Linked DNA regions of Mus musculus: region 2 is linked to region 1. The links are chromatin loops, found by intact Hi-C in ENCODE. Cell type or tissue: left cerebral cortex. All regions are shown on one strand. Links, peaks and the distances in the headings refer to the core of each region. The heading gives the core; the rest is flanking DNA.

The links. Peaks named below come from ENCODE experiments on the same cell type or tissue, not always from the same donor. Only the 100,000 strongest peaks of a DNase experiment are listed, where the experiment ranks them.
Region 2: a loop joins it to region 1, with 2.5 times the contacts of the local background. A loop is called at or near these places in 1 of 42 quality-filtered maps.

What each region holds. Positions count from the first base shown.
Region 1 is chr3:104,425,828-104,434,423 of GRCm38, forward strand. No RefSeq gene overlaps it. Among named protein-coding and RNA genes, the nearest start is that of Gm38412, 21 kb to the left of the region's middle. In left cerebral cortex, for the core only: no CTCF peak of the experiment used is centred there; DNase peaks (open chromatin) are centred at 4,321 and 5,529; H3K4me3 peaks cover 572 bases; H3K27ac peaks cover 1,159 bases.
Region 2 is chr3:104,341,311-104,349,906 of GRCm38, forward strand. No RefSeq gene overlaps it. Among named protein-coding and RNA genes, the nearest start is that of Gm5546, 15 kb to the right of the region's middle. In left cerebral cortex, for the core only: no CTCF peak of the experiment used is centred there; a DNase peak (open chromatin) is centred at 4,997.

The sequences.
Region 1 (8,596 bases), core at 2,189-6,188:
GTCACCCTGAGCCCTCCCCTTTCTGAGATGTTCAAGATAAAGAAATCCCAACTTCAGTTTAAAACGTGGGATAAAGCTAAGGACACGACCCCCTCACATCTCAACTCTTACCAGGGATTCTAGAAGCACCACAGTTCATGCTCTTGCCCAAGCAGCAGTCAGCGGGTAGAAGAGATGCTCTTGATAGGTAGGGATGTCACTCTGCCTCAGGGGCCTTTCAAGTCTCATGAGCTGTCACCACAGACAGAAGGGACAAGACACTGGCATGAACTGATACTTGCCCAGGCCAAAATATAGATTTTTTTTCATATTTTATATGAATTCGTTCTTCTTCTAAGAGGTGAGTGTTAGGAGGAGGGTGTAACTAAATGGTAGCTTGTTAACTGAGTATGCTTGAGACATCGTTTCATCCCAGCATGGAAAGAAGAAAGGGAGAGAGGGAAAGAGGAGGGAAGAAGGAAGGAAAGAAGCGAGGAAAACAGTTGGGCGTAATCTACTTAATCCTTCTAGAGTTGGAAGCTGAAAAGGAAGCTGAGACAGACAGAAATACAGCAGAGAGACAGACAAAGACAGACTAACAACACCATCAGCCAACTGGATCCCAATGACTTCAACCAACTACTTCATCCAACCGCGGGGGAAGCCACGTTCCTCTCAGAGCCCTTAAGAGACAGTGCTGAGATCTAGCACCTTTGGGGCTCTAAAGCAAACCTGAATACATTTAAAAGAACAGAAATCATACAGCCCGTGTTCCCAGGCTACAAGGAAATAGAAACTAGACATCTATAGCAGAAAGACAGCTAGAAAATACCAACACAGCTGTACAATAAACAGCACACTTACAATAACACATGGGTCAGAGATGAAGTAACATGAGAAATGTCCAAGCATCTGAAATAAAACAAAAATGTGCAGGATGCAGCAAAAGTGCTGGGAAGCTGGCATGGGACGGGTGGGAGGGAGGATGGCACCGAATGTGTTTTGGCAACAAAGGAATAGTAAACCAGTCATCTGAGCTTCGTTTAAAGTCAACAGGAGAAGCTGGGCACAAGAGCATGCCTTTAATCCCAGCACTGGGAGACACAGGCCTCATCTACACAGTGAGTTCCATTCAGTGAGGGTTACATAGTGAGACCCTATCTATAAACAAACAAACAAACAAACAAACAGAAGAAAAGAAATAATGTGGGCTCAGCCGTGTGTGCCGGAGGCCTTAGTCACTTACTGTATAAAAATGAGGACCGGGCCACTCCTAGGTATGATTGAGGAGAAGGGTTTTCTTGTAGACACGAGGGAGAGAATGACCAGAGGCATCTGGAAGGTTCCAGACTGAACATGGCCTTCGGAATAGACTGGGCCATGAGTGGAGAATGAGGCAGGAGAGGGAGAGGAGAAAGAGAGAAACTAAAGAAAACCAAAAGGGCAAGAAAACCATGAGGGTAAATCATGGTCAAAATGGTGGCGTTTTATAGGAAAGAGAAGCTGGGGGAGGGAAGGAAGCTGGGTCTGGAGAGGTTTAGAGTGGAGGGTGAGGAAAGGAGGGATGGGGTGGGAGAAGAAGGTGGTGAGGTGGTGGGTAGGAAGTGCTGAGAGGGGTCAGGCCTCTGAAACAGGTACTTGAGATGCGGAGAGAGCCTGGCGGCCACTGTCTACTTTGATATGTTACTAGGCTCCTCAGTTACCCATTTGTCCTTGATTTCTTCCAGACCTAACACTTAGGAGGCTGAGGCAGGAGGATCACTTGAACCCAGGAATTTGAGGCCAGCCTGGGGTATCATGGCAAAACCCTGTATCAGAAGAAGAAGGAGGAGGAGGAGGAGGAGGAGGAGGAGGAGGAGGAGGAGGAGGAGGAGGAGGAGAAGAAGAAGAAGAAGAAGAAGAAGAAGAAGAAGAAGAAGAAGAAGAAGAAGAAGAAGAAGAAGAAGAAGAAGAAGAGAAAGAGAAAGAAAGAGAGAGAGAGAGAAAGAAAGAAAGAAAGAAAGAAAGAAAGAAAGAAAGAAAGAAAGGAAGGAAGGAAGGAAAGAAGGAAAAAAGAGAGAAGAAAAGAAAAGAAAAAGAAAACTGTGAACAGGAAATCAGCAGAGAAAGCCAGTAAAACTAGAAGCTGATTCTTTGAAAAGATCAGTAAAATGCATAAGCCTTTAGCCAGACCATGAGGAAGAGAAGCTATAGGTCAATGACGTCAGAGATGAAGGGAGGTTATCACCTCAGTTCTTACAGGCATTAAAAGAATAATGGAGAAATACCACAAACAGCTCAGTGTCTGTGTGTGACAACCTCAGTGACGTGGGTTGAGTCCTCGGAAGAGAGAAATTCATGTCAGAACAACCTGACAAATCTGAACATTTTGTGTATGAATGAAGTTGAATCGACGATAAACTAACTGAATGGACTACCCAGTGGGTTTCACGAGATGTTTAAGGAACCCCCCCATACCAACTATCTTTAGTTTCTGAGCAGGAATGTTTCTTCACTCACCCCATGAAGCCAATATGACCACACTACCAAAACCAGTGTCTACAAGAAACAAAAATGACTGCACAATAGCTCCTGTGGACATAGACATAGAATTTCTCAAGAAGGGACTGGAGAGATGGCTCAGCCATTAGGAATACTAGTTCTTCTTGTAGAGAACTGGGTTTGATTTTCAGCACCTACACAGTGGCTCACATCCTTCTGTAAACACAGCTCCAGGGCATCCAAAGGCTTCTTTTGGCCTCCGTGAACACTGCAAGCACATGACACCAGACAAACATGCTGGAAAAACACCCAAACACATAAACATATAAAATAAACCAGATGGGCAGTTTATTTGTGTGGTGCATGCCACAGCATATATGTGAAGGTCAGAGGACAACCTGCAGGAGTTAGTTCTTCTAGGTGGGTTCTGGGATTGAACTCAAGTCTTTAGGTTTGGTAGCAAGAGTCTTTGCGTTCGGAGCCATCCATTGGCCTACAATAAGATGTATTAAGGGGGATGGGCAGAGAGACTGTCTATTGTAGTATAGTGTAATGATTGTTCCATGTTATTGTTAGGTCTTCTTATCTCTTATCACATCTAATTTGTAAATTAAATTTTATCATAAATATGTGGGACCAGAAATAACATATATAGGTTTCAGGTATCCACTGGACCTCTTAGAACATATATCCCTTAAGGATAGTAGAACTACTCTTTTCTTTTTTCCATTCTTCACATGTATGTGCACATGTATATGTCTCTCTCTCTCTCTGTGTGTGTGTGTGTGTGTGTGTGTGTGTGTGTGTGTATGTGTGTGTACATGGAGATAAGAGGTTGATGTCCCTTCCACCTTATTGAGGCAGGACCTCTCAATCAAACCCAAAGCTCACTGATATAACTAGTCTTCCTAGGCAGCTTGCTTGGGGATTTTCCTTTTTTTTTTTTTTCCCCCTTTGAGGCTGGAACAATTACATCCATGCCCATCCAGCATTCACGTGGGCTTTAGGGTTCTAAACTCGGAGCCTCAGGCTTCTGCAGCGCAATCTTTACCACCACACCACCATCTTCCCAGGCCCCTGGCAGCCTTTCTTGAGAACCATGCTGGCCACAGGGCAGGGAAGAACTCTCGATCATGGCATCTCAAACCTTCTCCAATCATGACTGCTTTTCCAGAAGAAATTTTCATGCGATTCTGAATGTATTTGTATATAAAACAGGTATATTAATCAATTACTGACAATAAATCATAAATGTATCTTAAAAATTATTTGAGAGTTATATTATTTTATAATTTAAAGACTAAATCGAATTTGCATACCAATGAGAGAATATGCATATTTATTTTTACATAGAGGATTAAAACTTGACCTAAATATTTGATGCTGCATGAGAGAGAACATGAAGGGCTTCCAGAGTTCCTTGATATTTTGATTTTACAGTCAATGCTAAGAATGTCACTTTGCATATATTATGCATACTAAATGCATTCTAAATACCATACAACAAAAGTTTCAGAAATTGCTCGAAATTCTTTCCTAATCCCAAACTCAAGACAGAAAGTTTTTCCAAAGAAACATCCCAACACAACATAATCCAATGATATTTGCCTTTGGTACAGGGAAGTTATATGATGCAGCGCCATGTGACCTCCCAGAAACACCTCAGATTTGCCCAAGTTAGATTTCTGAGTGAATTTTTGCTTTCTATACATTCAGAAATCCTTTGCTTTGGCGAATTTTTCAGTGACCCAGTTATTCACTCCCTTCTGGACCTGACTCAGTTTGAGAAGCTGAGCTTTCTCTGGTCTTGCAGAGAAGAGTAAGCCATGAAGGAGTCCTAGAAGGTACAGCAACCATGAATAAGCTCGCACTCTGGCTCTAGTGACAGTGATGTAGCAGTGTAGACCTGTCAATGGTAATGAATGGGGCACTCTAACCTGGGGTGCCTATGGAAAGTGGTCCACGTGTGGGGACTGGGTTGGATGTAACTACTCTGCCACCAATTCACACCTCATCTCCAAAACTGCTCTAAAACATTGTGTTTGTGGGGACTGGAGCGATGGCACAGTAGCTTTGGTCCCTGGAACTCACATGGCAATAGAGGAAGAAATAACAAAGTTGTTCTCTGTCCTCTATACACATACACATACACACACACACATACGACATGCATATGCCCATGCTCAGACATTTCACACACACACACTATTCATAATTATTGTTTTAAAAATCATGTTTGTTACTTGAAAAACAAAGAGGCTACAGACAAAGTCTTCCTCTCTACCCTGCCACCAACTGAGTCAGCCCTCACCACCTGCAACTCTCCCGGCATAACAGATTTCTTGAGAGTCCTTCAAAAATATTCTTGGTCTTCATACATACCAAATGTGGGACCAGTGAGATGTCTCAACCAGTAAAGGTTGCTAGCTGCCAAGCCTGAAGACCCGAGTTCAATCCCCTGGCCCCCAAATGGTGGAAGGAGAGAACGGATTCCCATGGGTTGTCCTCTAGTCTCTACATCGTGTCATGGTATGAGAACCTGGGGTTCTTCCTTCTCTGTTCCATAAATAAATGTAAGGAAAAAAATAGTCTCAAGTACGTCCAATAGGACAAACGTGGCTTTTTACATCATGGCTCCCTTCTCCCAGGAGAAAACAATGTCTGGGGTTAACCTACAGAAGCTATGTCCTCTCCTCTGCCTTCTCTAAGCTCTGTTTGAACTTCAGGTGCTCAAATGCCGAATGGGAAGGTTTATGTGTTTTTCCTGAATGCCGGCAAGTTGCCCAGCACACGCCTGGTACCTGGAGTCTGAAGGGAGAAACTGAGATCCACGCCAACAGAGGCAGAGGACTTCACTCTCAGCTAAAAAAAGAACAGGGCAATCTCCCTTACCTCCGAGGGACTTCTGTGAGCAGAAACCACGGGGAGCGCAGGAGAAACATCTGGAGTCTGACCCTCCTCCCTCCCTCCTACAGTCTCTCCAGAACTTCCTCCAGAAGCCAGGGGAAAGGAGCCGCAGATCTCCAGCATCTACACACTGGTTAAGTACCAGCTCTGACCTAGTTCTGTTTCAAAGCACTACCCTCTCCTTCCTACCTCCCACAGACGCCCACCCAGCTGCCGAGTATAGAGAACACTGAGAAAACTTAGGCCAAACGGGGACCTGGGATGATAAAGCCTTTGAGAAAACAGCTGTTTGTTCGTTCGGTTCGTTTATTATCATGTTTTTGCTCCTATCTCGTTTGATTACAAAAGCCTGTTGGGGGGAAAAATAAAAACCCTTTTACACTTTAGAGGAGTCGGTGCTGGGCTCTTCCAACCTCCATTCCACTTCAAAACAACTCTGGAGAAAAGGGGTTGAGCTAAAAGGCCCCTGTCAGACAGTCCTCTTCCTGGTCCCTGTCTCCCTCAGGGTGGCTAGCTGACCTTTCATATGCAGTCCCAGAAAGAGGCCTGCCCCTCACGCCACCTGTGGCTCTTCCTTCCCCCTTCCCCTCCCCCGCCCCCCCCCCCCCCCCCCAGGCCCTGCTTGAGCAGATGTCTTTCAGGCTGTCCTGCATTGCTCCAACCTCAGGTCATTTCCCTTCTGAGGAAACTGCCCAGTGTGTGAAGCTTCCCTTCTGCGATGGCCGGAAGGGTCAGATTGTTTTTCTTCCTGACCCCCCCCCCCCACGCCCGATTTGCGGGACACAACACAGGGAAGGTGGTGGGCACGCTCCCTCCCAGACGCTGGATTATTCCAGAAGGCCAACGGTGGCAGTGACCTACTGGCATTTCTCCCAGTATCAAGACCTGGATCACCGCCAAGACTTGTTAGACCCCTTCTGGTGGAGCTTCGCCCTGACTTTCTCCTGCCCTCTTGCCTCTTCCCCTTCAGTTCCTCCTGGGGAAGCTATGGAAACCAGAACCCACTCTCCCCAAAGCCAATCTAAAAATATTTCTCTACTCCATTCCCCATTCTTTCATGTAAAGCCTGACCTCAAGTCTGGAGAGATGGCTCACTGGCTGCTCCTGTAGAGGACCTGGGTTTGTGTCCTAGCGCCCCCCCCCCCCATCGTGGCTTATAGCCATCTGTAACTGCAGTTACAGGGAGTCTGCCGCTCTCTTTTGGCCTCTATGGAAGCCAGGCACGCATGTGGCACACACACATACACATAGACGAAATACTCATACACATAAGATAAAACTAAATCTTAAAAAATAAAAAGAGCCAGGTAGTGGTGGCACACGCCTTTAATCCCAGCACTTGGGAGGCAGAAGCAGGCAGATTTCTGAGTTCGAGGCCAACCTGGTCTACAGAGTGAGTTTCCGGACAGCCAGGGCTATACAGGGAAACCCTGTTTCAAAAAACCAAAATAAATAAATAGAAATTCGACAACAGATGTTGGTAAGAATGTGGGGGGAAAAGAAGCCTCGTTTGCTGCCGGTGGGAGGGCAGACTGAAACAACCACTGTGGGAATCAGATCAGAGTCTCAAAAAAAAAAAGGAAAAATAGAATTACCATATAACCTGCCTATACCATTCCTAGGCCTTGGCCCAAAGAACTCCATGTCCTACCTCAGAGATGCCTGCACGTTCATGTGCTTACGCAACCAGCCTGCATGTCCAGCAGCAGGAGAACGGGTAATGAAAATGTGCTTCATGTACAAAATAGGGTATTATTCTGCTGTAAAGAGCATGAAACTTGCAGGAGATGAATGGATCTCAAAAGTGTAACATTAAGGGAACATAATCTTAAACTCCAGAAGACCACAAAAGAAAGAAAAGAAAATTCTTCCTCATATAGGAGCTATAGCCTAGAATATATACATGAATATATGTGAACAGGTATTAAGTATGGGTATAGCCTAGAACTTAGAAAATGGGGTAATATTAGGTGAGGCGGAAGGTCAGAATGTAGGTAAAGGGCACGAGTCATGAGAGGCAAACTCTTTTTTTCCTAGCTTAAAAACTCTCTCTCTCTCTCTCTCTCTCTCTCTCTCTCTCTCTCTCTCTCTCTCTCTCGGAGGGGTTTATGTGTGTATAGTGTGTGTGTGTGTGTGTGTGTGTGTGTTAGATATATGAATTCAACTCTGCATACTAAAACAGCAAAATAACCATTTCTATATTCCCAAGGAATACACCCTTTGTTACTACTCTGAGGCATGAATGGGAGAACTGGGCTTGCTTTTAATCCTGTCAGTGTAACAGGAGTTAAACACACTAGTCAGTCACTGGCCCACTTAGAAAAGTCACTTTAAAAAAAAATATTGATTTGAGGGAAAAGAATTTTATAGTCCAAAGAGAAAAAAAAAAAAAAAAAAAACAAAGTCAAGAGACTCTATGAAAGAAAATGAAAAACAAAAGGTTTCTTATGTTTGCTGACTGGAAGAGTTCATCCAGTGAAACTGTCCACACTTCTGAACGTGATCTACAGATTCCACATTACGTCCATCTGAATACCGGTGGTGTTCCAAACAGAAGGGGGGTGGGGGGCTGGGATGTGGCTCAGTAGTCCAGCACCTGCACCTGCCTAGCATAATGAGGCTATCGATTCAGTCTCCAGTACTGGGGTGTGGGGAGAGCGAGAGGGGGTTGGGGGGAGGGTGGGGGATTTATATGGAATTCCCAACCCCAAAGTTCCAAAGTAATCTTATCTAGAAAGAGCAAAGCTGAGGGCATTGTAACTCCTGACTTCACAACATGCTACAAAGCTAGAGTGACCACACAGCAAGGCAGGCGATACTGTCCAGTGAGATAGAGAACTAGAACCCGTGTGTTTGCCCATGTAACACATGGAAAATGAAAGTTCTTTTTAACAATAGTCCTGGGTGAACTGCATATGCATAGGCAGATGAAACTAGGTTCCCATCCATCACTATGTAAAAAAAAAAAAAAAATCAAAATGGATTAAAGACTTAAGAGTAAAATAAATAAATCAGACACTATGAAATCAGTAGAGCAGCGGGACACAGGGAACACTTTGGGATTTGAGCAAAGTGGCTGTGACCCTGCCCCTGCCTCCGGGCAGAAACTGAGAAGAAAGAGAAAACCGACCCCTCCCACAAACGTAACAGAGGGGCGGGGCAGGCGTTCTCTAACACTCTCTGTAAGGAATTCAAACAACTCAGTAGAAAACAAACCCACACAAAAATC
Region 2 (8,596 bases), core at 2,594-6,593, 84 kb before region 1:
CCAGGGACTTCAGCATCAGCAGTCATGGGGTCAATCCTCTGCAGATACAGGAGGAGGCTGTATCAGTTCTCACAAAAGCCTTCTGAGATAGATGTTATTATTACCTCCCTGGCTGCACAGCTGAAAACGATGAAACCAGCTGACCAAGGAGGCTGCGATGGAGCCCAGGAAGCCTAAAGGGAAGTAGTTCCTTCCCTTGCACCTTACTAGGACTTGCTACTCCAGCCTTCCCTGTCTCCCTGATTCTGCTACCCCAGATATCTTCCAAATCCCAACTCAAACCCCTCCTCCGCGGAGTTTTCCCTAATTACTTTACAGTTGTCTTTTTTTCTCTGAGCTGCCTAAACATTTCATTTGTCCCAGAACTTTAAAACTTGAGTGCGTGCTGTGCATTTCTGTTGTCTTGTGAGAGCTCCAAGCATTCCTTCCAGAGAGAGACTGGCTTTCCATACTTTCTTGCATTTGTCACGGCAGTGGCTCTCAAGCCAGAAAGCGGGGGCGGGGGGGGGGGGCGGGGGGGCTCACAAACTAAGAAACACATACATGGCACTTAAATAATAGAGAAGGTGTTTGACCTCACTGTCATAAGAGGTATGGGAAGATAGATAGGTAGATAGATAGATAGATAGATAGATAGATAGATAGATAGATAGGTGACAGATTAATAGAAGATATATTGTAAGCATATAGAGAAAAGATCAATTACAAATGACAGATTAATTCTATTATTAAATTGATGATAGACAAATAAAAGGTAGAAGATACAAGTAGATAGATAACTGATAAATGATAGATAAGAAGATAAGTGATAAGTATGTAGAAACAGAGATTGATATAGATAGGTAGATAGACAGACAGACAGACTGACTAATAGAATCTCTTTGTGTTACTATTTGTTACCTGTCAGATAAGCAAACATCCAAACACAGGGCCACATTTGGACAAAGCTGTATGGGAAGGAACCTTTCTCATGCTGCCGATGGGGATGTAAATGATGCAGCCCTTACAGAGAAAAATTTGGCAGCATCTAACGGTATTACACATACATTCTTTTTGGCCCAGTAATCTCACTTTTGGGAATCCATCCTGAAGATGCACTGGCAAGAATCCCAAGTGCTGCATGTTCAAAGCTATTCTCGCTGTGCTATTTATGAAAGCAAGTCTGAAGAAACCCAGTGTCAATCAATAGAGGCCTGGTTAGATCACTGCAGAGCAGCCATATCAAAGGGGCCTGGGCAGGAATGAGGGGCGATCACTCCTGACAGGAATGAGGGGCGATTACTCCTGGCTGTCCTGAACGCTCTTCAGGATCTGTTGCTGAGTGGACAAAGCAAAGTGAAGGAAAACGCAAACGGCAGACATCATTTGTGCAAGAATCGAGTGGATGTAATTACCTATTCGCTTATATTTTCAAAAGGAAATAATGGAAGATTAAACTGTAAAATAATGAAAAGTGTTATGTATGAAGGGAAAGGTGGGGGAGGGGTGGTGAGATCTGCCCCAATACATCCTTTTATAGTTTATAGTCCTAACTTATTTTTTATAATTATTTTATTAGAATCAATTATCTTATCCAGTTCAAAATAAAATTAAGGGACCAGTAAGATGGCTCAGTGTGTAAGGGCCCTTGCCACCAAGCCTTGATGACCTGATTTCAATCCCCAGGACCTACATGGTGGACAAAGAGAACCAAGTATCACCCATTTTGCTCTGTTGTCCACATGTGTGCTGTGGCATGCACACACCCACACACATACACACACAGAGAGAATAAATAAATGTAGCTTTTAAAACATGAAAGAAAACATTAAAAACAAACAAACAAGCAAACATAAATGGCAAAGCTTGAACAGTTCTGTAAGCAGCGTGGAGAGGCCTCCCTGCTAGAGCTAGAGGAGGCCAGAAGGATTCATGTGGAGACAGCCTGGAGCTAGAGCTGCTCCTGTGAACTCAAGCTTAGCTTAATATAGACAGGGATGGGCATGCATAGAAATATCCACCACTGGGTCTGCACACAGGTTGCTGCACAGACCTCTCTTTCCGTGTTATGTTGGGCCCCATAGCAACAAGCAACAGACCATTCAGATCACAGTGTCTAATACCATTCTCCAATCAAAGGAACCAGGGCTTCTCAGAGGTTCTAATGGGACAAGAAATGCAGAAGACAGTCCCAGCACATCTGACAGTGACAGAGAGTAAGAAAGTGCTATTTTTAAAAGACATTATGGAGATATATCTAAGGGACAAGAGACAAACTGAAAAGCTCCCAGAGGTCAAACCTGCATAGTAACTGCAAGCTTCAATTAATACATTAGAGTATATGTTGAAAAAAAAACAATTAAACTGTTTTTTTTGTTTATTTGGGTGTGTGTGTATGTGTATGTGTGCATGCATGTGTTATGAGCATGATCAGAGAACAACTTGCAGGACTTGGCTTTCTCCACCTCATGGATTCTTGGATCAAACTCAGGTCACCAGGTTTGACAGAAAACACCCTTACCCACTGAACCATCTTGCCACACAGACATACAATTTTAATAAATAAATAAACATAAAGGAAAGGGTTTCCCATTCTAAGCAATCTGTGTGAGTCTCCAGCCCTGAAGAGATGAACCCCTTAGCTGAGGACTCTACATAGTGACCTCATCTTCCCATGGATGCCCTGAGGAAGGAAAATGAGCAGCGAAATCTGACAAGCGCTACTCAGTGAGGGGGTTGATGTTAGCATCAGAGGTGAGAAAAGAGGGTGTTAGGGAATTTGAATACATGTGATATGAAAGTTCAAGGGGTGACAATGTGTAGAAAGGAAGGGAACCAGCTGGGGAGAGGAGCCCTGGAGGTAAAGGAATGAAATTAAACAAAGTACACACACATACACACACACACACACACACACACACACACACACACACACACACAGATGCTATAACAAAACTCACTGTTTTACAGAAACAAGACATGTTATTTTGTAGGCCAACTTCAAATTTTATTTTTAAAAAATCAATAGCAGTAGGTCACATTAATAGTATGGACCCTTGATAGAACTTGAAGAAAGTGGCACTTTAATCCTGGTCTTCTTTCCCAAGACACAGAGCTCCAGACTCACTAAAAATGTTATTCAAGAGTTTAGGGTGTGGATGTAGCTCAGTTGGTAGAGCGCTTGCCTATAATGTATGACATAATCCCAGGGCTTAGAAGGTAGAGAAAGGATCCATTGGTAAAGTGTCTGCCATACAAGGGTAAGGTCCTGAGTTCAATCCCCAGCACCCATACGATGATTTACAAGTAATGGCCTGGGGCTGAGGTAGGGTAACTCAGTGGTACCTTCACCATTTTTTGTATATCTATGTAGTGGTTTGAGTATGCTTGGCCTATGGGAAGCAGCACTATTAGGAGGCATGCCCTTGATGGAGGAAGTGTGTCACTGTGTAGACAGATTTTGAAGGCTCCTAGTGCTCAAGCTCTACTGCTCAAGTGGAAGAGACACTCTCTCTTGACTGCCTTCAGATCAAAATGTAGAACTCCCAGTTCCTCCAGCACCAAGTCTGTCTGCAAACTGCCATGCCTCCCGTCATGATGATAATGGACTGAACCTCTGAAACTGTAAGCCAGTCCCAATTAAACATTTTACTTTATAAGAGTCACCATGGTCATGGTGTCTCTTCACAGCAATGGAAACCCCAACTAAGACTGTGGGGCAAGTGGACTGTGTCGCCAGACAGAAGAACTGTGAGGTTGAGCAGGCTCAACCCCTGGGGAATTTTAGAATTGAGAACGGCAGGTATGGAACCAGCTCCCTGTCAAACTACCTGATCTGGAACATGTAACCATGACACCCCACTGAGAGGACCATGACAATTAGTCATGTAACATGAAAACCTGGCGTTCTCCATGATACTGAGGGATCTAGGTAGGCCCCGAGTGTTTAATCAATGAGCTTCCCTTCCTGGGCATCCTTCCTGCAAAAAATCCCTGGTGCACCCTGAGTAAGGTACATACATCCACCATCTAATAAAACAGTTTGGACAAGCAAGGGCTATCTCCTTCATCAAGGATGGGGGAGGGGGGTTGCATGGTGAGTATAGGAGGAGGCCTTCATCGTTAAAGATCTGCTCCCAAATCACCCTGAGGAGGCCTTCTCTCTTCCAGCCCCTCCCTACTCTCCACACAGGACCAAATTGGATTCCACCCCTATCCAGGGCTCAGTTAGCCCCTTCCTTTCTGGCAGATAGATGCCCTGAGGGAGTCTGGGTACACAGGAGAGCAGGAACCATAGCATCTGTCTCAGACTCCGATATTTCTCACCCAGGAAAACATGGACTGGGACTCCTATTAAGGACTGTGTTGTACCTCCCCTGAGCAGCTTGCCGGTGGTGCTCAGACACCCCAGCAGTGAGGCAGACACACAGCCTGGCATAAGACAATCTAAGATGTGATTAAAAATTGGAAGTAAAATTTTTTTTAAGTTGAAAACTGACTGAGCGGTTTATCAAGTTGATTCTATAGATGAAAGAGCAGAATTTTAAAATGACTTTGAATCACTGTATCCTGAAAACAAACGTAGACACAAAGAATCCTTAGATCTCTTCAGTACCATTAGTGCTGGTCAAAGTTTTTTACACCAATTTGCTGATGTGGAGAGAGAGACAAACACACAAGAGAAACTGGATACAAAATAAAAGCAAACAAAACCATAATCAGGCTGGCAAGTTGGCTCAATGAGTGGGGTCACTTGCCACCAATCCTGATAACCTGAGTTCGGTCCTAGGACACATGTATGGGTTGTCTTCTGATCTCACAAGCAAGCATTCCCCCTACAAATAAATAAATAAAGTGTATTTTTAATGTAAATTTTTACTTAAATTTGGACTGGAAAGATGGCTCAGTAGTTAAGACATTAGCTGTTCTTGCAGAAATCCTGGGCTCAGTTTATAGAGCCCACATGGTGGTTCCAACTATCTTTAACTCCATTTCCAGGGAATCCAAGGCCCTATTCTGATCTCCATGGGCACCAGACATGCATATGGTACACATACATACAGGCAGGCAAAACACCCACACACATAAAACATTCTTTAAAAGAATCTTTACTTAGATAAGTTCATAACTCATGTTTTCATTCTCTAAATAATGTGCATTTCTGAGTTCTGTCCACTGAAAATGCCCAGGATAGATGAGCAACAAGAGACCCTAGAGACAAGATTGTAACATCTACTGTTTTCCATTAAAGAGAGTCAGGTCCCCTTGGAGATGTGGCTAATTGTAAATCTGAGGCCCAAGAGGGGATTATCTCCTGTTTCCTCTGAACTCAAGGAACTTACTGAGACTATTACATCATGTCAAACAAATACAACACAGCACAGAAGAACCAATGGACAGTGACTTTGATGGGCCCCAGAGGACAGAGCCCTGAGCATGAGAAAAAGTAACTTGACTAGATTCAGCAACACCAAACTGTAAAGATTTATGAGACCATACTATCCTTCCTCTACAAGAAAGAAAACGTCATCTTTTGTCCTTTGGGGAATCTTAAAGCATCAATTGTTGAGATAAAATGAAAATTTAGCCAGTTGTTGTGGGTGGCACATGCCTTTAATCCCAGTATTTGGGAGGCAGAAGAATCGCTTTTGAACTTGTGGCTAGCCTGGTCTACATAGTGAAGTCTAAGCCAGCTAGGGCTACAATAATGAGATTCTGATGAGAGAGAGAGAGAGAGAGAGAGAGAGAAGAAAAGAAGAAGGAGAAGGAGAAGAGGAGGAGAAAGAGAAAGAGAAAGAGAAAGAGAAAGAGAAAGAGAAAGAGAAAGAGAAAGAGAAAGAGAAAGAGAAAGAGAAAGAGAAAGAGAAAGAGAAAGAGAAAGAGAAGATGAAGGAAGGAGGGAGGGAGGGAAGGAAGGAGGGAGAAAGGAAGGAAGGAAGAGGAAGGGAGAGAGGGAAGGAAGGAAGGAAGGAAAGAAAGAAGGAAAAAGGGAAAGAAAAGTAGGGATTAGAGAGAAATGGTTCATTGGTTAAGAGCACTGGCTCTTCCAAGGGACCCAAGTTAACTTCCTAGCACCTGCACAACTGTAATTCTAATCCCAGGGTATCCAGTGCCCTTCTCCAGCATCCCTGGGTGCACTATGCATGCTGTAGTATGTACACATTTATGCAGACTAAAACTCACACACATAAAACAAAGAAAAATTTGTAAAGTGAAAAGAAAAGGAAACAATAAAGTTACTATACCTCTTCCTGGACCGAGTGTATTTTTCAGTAACTACGTAGTTTATAAGAAAATATCTTCTCTGTAGAACCACAGTAAGCTCGTGGAGAACGTAGGAACTAAAAGCCACCTGACTCAGAGCCAGTCAACGATCAAGTCGGCTGCTCAAACCATTAGGTAAAAAGTTGGGGGAGAGTTTGGCGTGACAGGTCAGGCTCACAGCACTTGAACCCACTGACGAATTTCACTAAAAGTGGAACGGCTGGACATAATGTTCTTCCACCTGTGGAATATTCTTGCCAAGAAGAAATATTGAATGTAATCAAGCCTCTAACCTCAGCTTACAGGAAATGAGCTTGGGGGAGCATGTTGAACACGGCACCAGGAGGACACCGTGAGTCAAAGCCGGAGTGTGGGAAATTCTGCAGCAGAAGCGATACAGTTTATTCAATAAATAATGGTCCTAAAAGAACAAAGAGAACCATTGTTAATTAACAGAGACATACCAAATGTGGTGGGTAAGTTTGATGGTGGACTTGACAGGACATAGAACCATCTAGGAGGCATAGCTTTGGGTGTAACCGGAAGGGGGTTTCCAGAGCGGTTTAACTGACTTGGGGAGACCTACCCTGAACACAGGCACCACCATTCTGTGTAGAGGAGGTTTTCTGTCTTTGCTTCTTGGCTACTGGCACGATGTTACTATAACTGTCTCATCTCCTGTGTCCATGTCTTCCCTACCATAAAAGACTGACTATAGCCTTCTGTCCAGCATTTTGTCATAACAGTAAGAAATCAGTGACCCAACCAAACACAAGACATGGATCCTTTCAGACATTCCAATTTGAGCGAGTCAAACACACCAAAGACATTTCAGAGATGCTGCAGACACCTGGAAATTTGATCCTATAAATTCATAGAGTCGGATGTGATGGCACGTCCCCCTAATCTCAGCAGCTGTGAGGTGGAAGAAAGAGAGTCTGGAGTTCAAGGCCATCCTCTGCCACACAGTGAGTTTGGAACGAGGCTGGATTTCATGATAAATATAATAAAGAAGATAAAGAAAATATAGGTAATGTTATGGGTAATGATGGCACTGGGCTTATATTACAACAACTAAAAGGCTATATGCTAAAGGAATATAGAAGGAGAGATGGGTGAGAGGAGACTGCATTTGGATCCCTTTAAAATATTATAATCCTTCCTACACACACCAGAAAAACTCAAGTTGGGTAGAATTAAAGTGAAGGATGAGAATTCTCTCAGTTACTGGACCTTAATAATGGGCACATTAGGTCTGCTAGGCGATTTTTTTCCTAAGGTCACACGTGTTTCAACAGATCTGCAATAAACAGTAAAATAATTAAATAATTTTTTTCAACAATTGTCCCAGGATTGTGAGCACCAAGGAGGTTTTGACTGCATATTGGGGTTCTTTTAAGACAAGCAGAAGATGCTGGCTGAGGTGACCCAGGAGCAGCGGAGAGACAGCTGCAGTTGACCTTGCTGTATGGGTTGGAACCAAGCCTTTCTGGCTTCTCAGCCTTCCAATGCTTCAGGCCTTTAATACCGTTCCTCATGTTGTGGTGACCCTCCCCCCTACCAACTTAAAATTGTTTCATTTCTACTCTGCAATTCTGCTACTGTTATAAATCATAATTCAATCCACAGGGTGAGAACTACTGTCTTAAAGGTATTTATGGATTGAAGATGAAGATTCTGTTCTGATCAGTAATTGGAGTTGGAAAATTTGTAGCATCCAGACAAAGAAGACATGCTGTCCAGGATGCTCAACTCCTAGGATTGTATAACAAAATCTTTCTGTCATTTCCAGAGCAAGGCATTCTGGGTCCTCCAAACTCACTAACTGAAGGGTAGGCTGGATTCTCAGAGACTTGCTAAGTGGGTGCCCTCCTTCCCCCGCTGCTGGCTGTAGGTGTGTGGCTAGTTCTTTAGTCTGGTGTATTACAAGATCCTGCAGCCTCCCTCCGTTCTACCCAAACTCCAAAAATGGTATAATTTGGGGGCTTATAACCCGTCCATCCTTTCAATTCTTCTGCGTGCATATTTTAGCTCAATTGCCAGCAGCAATAAAGAAGGGAATCAGTGGAGCGCTTACTGCTGTGAGCAGTCCCCTAAGATGTCTGAGAAAGCAGATATGTTTAGGTAAACCAGAAGTGAGAATCCTCCAGGGGCGGCTCAGCCACTGAGTTTAATTGGGCGGCAGCTGCTTTCTCTCCTCCCTCCCTCGCTCCTGGTTCAGCTTGCAGACAACAGGGATTTACCAGTTAATTGGCTGTTCCCAGGATTGTCATTCACTTAGGTCCTCTTCCCAGTCTTTGTAAATACAAAATGCTTCTCTTAAAATAATTTGCTTACATGTGGCTCCCCAAGA